Regions from separate parts of the Homo sapiens genome. Here region 2 is linked to region 1. Evidence: chromatin contacts called from ENCODE Hi-C or POLR2A ChIA-PET data. All regions are on one chromosome and are shown on one strand. Each heading gives the region's core, a stretch centred on a gene start or an enhancer-like site at or near the end of the contact. The rest is flanking DNA. Distances are from core to core; before and after follow the strand shown.

What was found. Hi-C counts contacts between places; a loop is a spot of excess contacts on that map. ChIA-PET counts read pairs that join two places held with the same protein, here RNA polymerase II (POLR2A).
Region 2: a map of posterior vena cava shows a loop between it and region 1 (2.1-fold over the local background). The contact joins two enhancer-like sites. A Hi-C loop is called at or near these places in 1 of 168 maps with a recorded cell type or tissue (posterior vena cava). POLR2A ChIA-PET finds 5 or more read pairs at or near these places in 1 of 52 experiments (H1).

The regions. Positions count from the first base shown.
Region 1 is chr5:74,255,799-74,259,176 of GRCh38, forward strand. No RefSeq gene overlaps it. Among named protein-coding and RNA genes, the nearest start is that of LINC01335, 51 kb to the right of the region's middle. Within about 2 kb of position 2,057, at least 15 of the 41 ENCODE cell types and tissues checked have a DNase peak (open chromatin) inside an H3K27ac peak, as active enhancers do.
Region 2 is chr5:74,366,587-74,369,811 of GRCh38, forward strand. It overlaps LINC01331 (long intergenic non-protein coding RNA 1331), which reads right to left. Exons shown (of 4, transcript NR_197436.1): 3 at 2,768-2,935. Among named protein-coding and RNA genes, the nearest start is that of LINC01333, 47 kb to the left of the region's middle. Within about 2 kb of position 1,498, at least 3 of the 41 ENCODE cell types and tissues checked have a DNase peak (open chromatin) inside an H3K27ac peak, as active enhancers do.

The DNA of each region.
Region 1 (3,378 bases), core at 807-3,306:
TCCTGGCAGATCCCAAGAGAGACAAATTGCTGAAGAATAAGCTCTGTGCCCTGGCCTCCCACCTGTTGAACCCTCGGCTAGCCCTCTGTGAGCCTAGGCTGTTGCTATCGCCCTGGGACCAGTCATGAGGCTAAGTCTCCCTACAGGTGTGCCAGCAAGGCAGCAGGAGTCTGAAAAAGACAGAGCTTCGTATGGGGCCCCTTTTTGGACCTAGAAGCTGATCCAAGCTACATTATTATGAAAAGTTATTAACTGATATTCAGTTACAGGATCATGGGCTGAACAAAGAATGAGGCCCGGTACAGCCAAAAACCATATGGTCTGGGAGGCTGCACACACCTGCGAGAGAACAGGCAGGCCTGGTTAGGAACCGTCATCAACTCTAGGAAAGCCATAAAGTTTGGACTTGCTTCATGGCACTTTCTAATTAACTGTGCAGTGAGTTTTCTCCACTTCTTTATAAAGGCCTGTGCCCCCTCCTCCACCTGGCTCCATCTCCCATGGCCCCCAACATGTGGGGAGAAGGTTCCCACTAAGACTTCTAGCACTCAGGCCATGGAAGATGTTGTAAATAGGAAAATAGCATTTACCTCTGTGTCCAAAGCAAAAATCGAGGTGAACCTCTCAGAAAGTTATCATAAGGAAATTATCCAAAAGGGGGAAAAAACCATAGTGCTTTTATATACCAGCAAGAAGCCAAAAGCCACTTGCCTTGATTAAGCGTAGAAAAGTGATTAAACCAATTCTATTTAGCCAATGGACTGGATTAGCAGAGAATAGAAAGATGAATGTAAATTCTATGTGACAACATGGAAAAGAATTTACCATATAATGTTCAGTTAAACGTAGATGCAAAGATATATGTCTGCTATAATTGTGCTGGTAAAGTTACATATTCATGTGGCACTCAGTAGAATAGGATGAAAAAAACTGAAAGCAACTTGGCTGGTTTGCGGTAGGATTGTGGATGTTTTCTTCCTGCCTTTTACTTATAATTTTGTTAATGCTTTTGTACTGTTTGCATAATGCCCATTTAAAAATAAAGTGACAAGAAAAATAAAAGTAAAGATTATTATTTTAAAAAACAGGGTGGGGGTAGAAGAGAAACATAGATAGATAAGATGGTCAGAGCCAAACTTCCACCCAAGTTTTCCAGAACGCAGCCACATAAAGTTACTTTCATGAGGAAGAATTATTTTTCACCACTGCTCATCTGCATGAAAAAGAAGAAGAAAAATTAAAAGTGTCTTGGAAGGGAGCAGAGGTTTCCACGAGCTTCTTTGCTGGGTGGGGCGATGATTTGACCATAGAGAGACTGAAGTCATTGGTTGGCAGTTACCAGGGTGAAGCTGTTCCTGGCTTCACTCCATTTAACCTCTGCCATGTAAGCAGGAAGATAAATGTCAACCAAGCACAAAACAAGGCCCCCCAGTGCCCAGGCAGATGCTTGTGTCCCAACAGCTGCAGGGGGAATGGCAGGGAAGATTTGCAAAGAATTCCCAGAAAGCAGCTCTTGGCCACTTCTCAGCCGGGGTCCCAGCTCTGGGTCAGAGCCCCTGATGCTTTCCTGGAAGGCTTGGCTGCTAGTTGCCTGTCTCCTGGAATGGCAAAGCTGTGGTGCCCAGGTCCCAGCCCACCATGTGCTTTTTGAAAGGAATTGCCTTACAGGAGCTCAGAATTTTACTCTTGGTCAATTAAAAGATACATTTCTACTGTCTCGGGATTCGTGTAAACCTGGAGCTGGGGGCTGGCCACTTCTATTAAACTTGAGGATTGAATTAAATAGGTCTTATACTTAAAGTTCAAGAGATTCTTTAGAAGAAGAAAGCTCACCTGGGGGCTAGGTATTCATCCTGTATGACTCTGGGTGTGAGAGGAAGACTCAGAGGAAGGGATTGTGCCTTCCAGGGCGGGGGACTGAGTGTGGGAAGGGTCAGGGGAAAGGGTACTTCAGAGGATGAGACAAGCTTATAAAATAGCTTCTATTCCAGCCCCAGAAGGGAGGCGGCCGCACCGTGTAATATTTCCAGTTAAGGGAAACACATAAATGCTCAAGAAACAGCCTGGAACCATCAGGGTTGTAACTCCTGGCTGCAGCACCCGGAAGGGAGGGAGCAAAAGGAGCCACGCAAGAGTAATTAGGCAATTGCTGACCACAGCTCTGAACCTGCAGTCACTGATAAACACAACATAAGTTTTTAAGGGGCCACTCTGCATGGAACACAACTTTGATATCTGAGAAGCAGTCAGACTTTGCCCTTATGAGGAATCAACTTAAAGCTTGTAAAATACACCTGTGATTCTAGCATGATTTTTTTTTTCTTTTTTAGGCAAATAAGCTGCTGCCTCCTGGCTGCTCTGCAGTTTCTAAAGCCATTTGCATGTCTTCTTTTGAGGAATTGGCCTCTTGGTGCTTCAGGGAGGCTTTTGAGACAGTGAAAATAGTTTTACCAGTTGCTGCCTCCCAGTCACTCAGGGGTGATATTAAATCTGGGGGCAGTTAACACTCCCTTGAGAAATAAATCAGGGAGATGAAAGTCTCTCTTAAGCCCTACAAGACTCTCTGCTTTCAGGCATCTTCAATGTTTAAAAAACCTCTCCCTCACTCTCATTTCATGGCATTTCTCTTTGTGTTTCAGCAGACAGATGGAAGAGAGGATCTTCATGGGGATTTCCACTGGAAGCAGGTCCAAAGGAAGAAATCCTGCATTCCCAGAATATATTGTTCTTTCCTGTCCTTTGCTCAAATCTTCCCAAATTCTTGCATTTTGCAGCTGAGCATCTTGAGGGGAAAAAAAGAAAAAGAAAAACTAGGAAAATCAAATGTAAACATAATGTATAGATTATATTGTCAAATTGAAAATCAAATCAGAAACGTAATAGCTTTTATTTTTTTTCCTTCTTTTTATCCTTTTTCAAATGGAGATTAAGTCTTACACTCAGAAACATTAAGTCATACTGAAGATACAGACCATCTATTCCTGATCTTAGGACCGCCACAGATGTGTTGGCATCCAGAATACACTCCCATTCTCTACCTGCAATGCCCTGCCCTCTATTTCCAAACATCCAACTCCTACCGGTTCCTCCATAGTCAGCTTCTAATGCCCCACCCTCCTTGAAATTTTCTCTGATTTTCCTAGTACCACAGGTATGAGAGACTTCATAGTGTCCTGGTTAGTAGCACAGATGCTGAATCCAGTCTTCCTGTGTTCACATCTCAGCACTGCCTCTGGACATCTGTGCAACCATGTACAAGTTGCCCAGCCTCTCTGTGTACAAGTCTCTTCTCCTACAAAATAAAGACACAAGTAGAATCCACTTCACAGTTCTAAAATTAAGTGTTTTGATATACTTGAAACACTTTCAAGAGTGCCT
Region 2 (3,225 bases), core at 248-2,747, 110 kb after region 1:
ACCCTCCTGCAATGACCATCCCAACCCACACTGAATTCAAATTCACTAAGTTGCCTATTTATTTTACCCATTTGTATGACTCCATTGATGACATCCAATGTGGGTTTCACCAAAGCAGCTGGCTGAAACTCCAGAGTGTGCAATATCATGACACTTAAGCAGGACACTTCAAGGTATGGGCCAAGACAGGACTCAGCTCTGCAATTTACTAGCAATATAAATTTTAGACAAGTCACATGACACTCTGAATTCTTGTGATATGAGGATAAGAGATAAGAGTACTTTGCTGTGTGGTATTTATCTGCAGGCTCCAGCAAGGTGCATATGAAAATGAGTTGAAGACATGTATCATGAAGACCATGTAATTATTATTACAATTGCCACCTAACATTGCTTCTCTATTCTCTTGCCCTGTCTACAGGGAAAGACAGTGTACCCTTCAGCTAAAATATGTCCATTCCCTCTTGGCCAGCCTGCTCAAAGCCCAACAGGCTGTCTGTTCATTTTTCTCTATCACACTCGTGCAGCAGGAGATTGGTGCAGTGAATGCCATCCTGGTCCCACCTCCTCTGCCCTCACTCTCACAGGCATGCTGTGGGCAATCTCAGCCTCTTTCCAGATACCCTGTTAATGCCACCCTAAAATTGGATGATCTAAGTGGTTGGTCCCAAAGACCAGTCCCACATGCGTGGACACACCCAGGCTGTGCTCCTTGAGTGAGCAGAGAGGCCTACAGCTGGGCCTCCCCTAGCACTGTGTGTTCACCCTGTCCTGCATTCCTGGGATACAGGAGGGAACCGGGTGCATGAGGACAGGCCAAGGCACCAAAGTGACAGCAATCAGCTGTGGATAAAAGAGCACAGTCCTGGACAAGCACCTCATTCCTCTCCCACAAGACTCAGACCATTCCAGGACAAATTCCCAAGGATGTTGCATTATCCGCCTGTCTGGACAAAGTCTGGCAGGAAGAAAACCTTTCAACGGTTCCAGCTTGATGTTTCTGGGCTCTGGGCTTTTTTCCTTACTCTGATCTTTCCCACACAAGAAAAAGGAGCTGCTGGCCCAGCTCTGAAGATCTGGCCCATTTGTGATGCAAAGCAGCTTATTTCTAACTGCAGAAGTGCCAATAGTGCTGGAGGGGGCTGACTGAGGAAAAGGATGATAGAATTGTTTATCTTTCAAGGAAACCTAGAGGGTACAAACAGTCAAAAGATTAGCCTGGGTAGCTTTACTGCCAGGGATGGGTGGCACGATGGGAACCTGCCTCCCAATTCTGCCATGAATCAAGGCCTAAAACTTTTACAGGCATTTCTCTTTACTCCTCAAAGTAGCTTCAGGGCGAAAAAGAGTGACAGTTTAATCTCTCTATCCTCACCAATTTTTATTTCCTCCTCCTGAACTACCCCCTCACCCACACTCCCAACATAAAAAATCCATCTGGTGTCACCAAGGGCCAAGCAAGGTCCATGAACAACTGTTGGAGGCTGATGTAGCCAGTGTGGGCTTGGGAGGAGCCTTGGGAGAATTGTCCTAGACTGGCCAATGGTGGGGCAATGGTGGGCGTGCTGGAGTGGAGGGACTGGGGGAGGGAGAAAAACAGAAAGCGATCCAGGACACATGAACGGGCCTGGAATAATGAGAAGGGAATGTGGCTAACAAAAATAGCCAAAGTACACAAGAAGAGAGAAAGGGAAGAGCCGCCCTCAGAGGAAAGAGAACAGAGAAGGAAAAGAAGATGGAGGAAAAGGAGGAGGAGGAGGCAGGGGGAGAAGAAAGTGCTAGAAATGAGGAGAGAGTAAAAACAAGGCAGAGAGGTTTGGAATGAGAGGAGTTAAAAGAGTGTGACAGTAAAAGAAGCAGGAAGAAAGGAAGGGAGAAATCACCAAATTATAAATGGGTTGTGCCCTAAAGACTTTTTTCACAATAGGTAAGTTTAAAACTAAAACCCATCTCCATCCAAGACACTGACTCCCATGCTGACGAAGTTCCTAATGTGACCTGCAAAGTGGGCCAACTTGCACGGCTCCAAGAGCGAGCACCTCCTGACACTTTGTACCTAGGCACCTCTCTGGCCTCAGCCTAGTCCTGACCCAGATATAAAATCTCAGGGCTCTCAACCCTGCCTGCACATTAGGATTTCCAGGGAAACTGGTTTTGTTTTTGGTTTGTTTGTTTTTTTCCAGACAGAGTCTCACTCTGTCACCCAGGCTGGAGTGTAGTGGCATGATAACGGCTCACTGCAATCTCTTCCTCATGGGTTGAAGCAATTCTCCTGCCTCAGCCTCCCAAGCAGCTGGGACTACAGGTGTGTGCCACTGTGCCAAGCTAATTTTTGTATTTTTAGTAGAGACAGGGTTTCACCATGTTGCCCAGGCCGGTCTCGAACTCCTGACCTCAGGCCATCCACCTGCCTCGTCCTGTCAAAGCGCTAGGATTACAGACATGAGCCGCCGCGCATGGCCAAGGGAAACTTAAAAAGTACGCATGCCTGGGTTCTTGCTTAGATTAGTTTAATCAGAACCTCTGCTGGAGGAACACATGCAGGGTTTTAAAGCACATCCAGGTGATTTTAATGCACAGCCAGAATTAAAAATCACTAATAGAACTTACACCGTAGCGTTCAGCTCTTGGGGGGGTTAGTGGGCTTTTGGCCCTCGTGAATAATATTGTTTCTAAAGGGAAATGTGTTTAGGTTTTAATTCCAGATGCCAGGCACTAACCAGCCCCCACACCCTGTATCCCACCCACCCACGTCTGCAACACTTACTTTGTCAATGGAAGTGGGGGCCACAATAGCTGGTCGAGCTTCCCCCTCCACCCTGAGTTCCAATGGGAGGCCCCCATTCCGTTCCCAGTGTGGCCAGGGCCATCCAGTCATGTGTGGGAAACTTGAGTGTTTCCAAGTCAGGGAGTTCTTACTCAAGTTTGGTTAAAGCTGAAAGAAAAGAGAAAAACAAAATGTGTCAACATGAGTCTCACTTGAATAAAAAATAAACATACAAAAAGTAAAAGAAACAACGTATCAACAATAAATGCCAGAGATGGAGGCTCTATAAGAAATGGCAGAACCTTCAAGTTAACAAACAGGGCCGGGCACTGTGGCTCACGCCTGTAATCCCAACACTTTGGGAGGCTGAAGTGAGCGGATCATGAGATCAAGAAATCAAGACCATTCTGGCCAACATGGTGAAACCTCGTCTCTACTGAAACTACAAAAATTAGCCA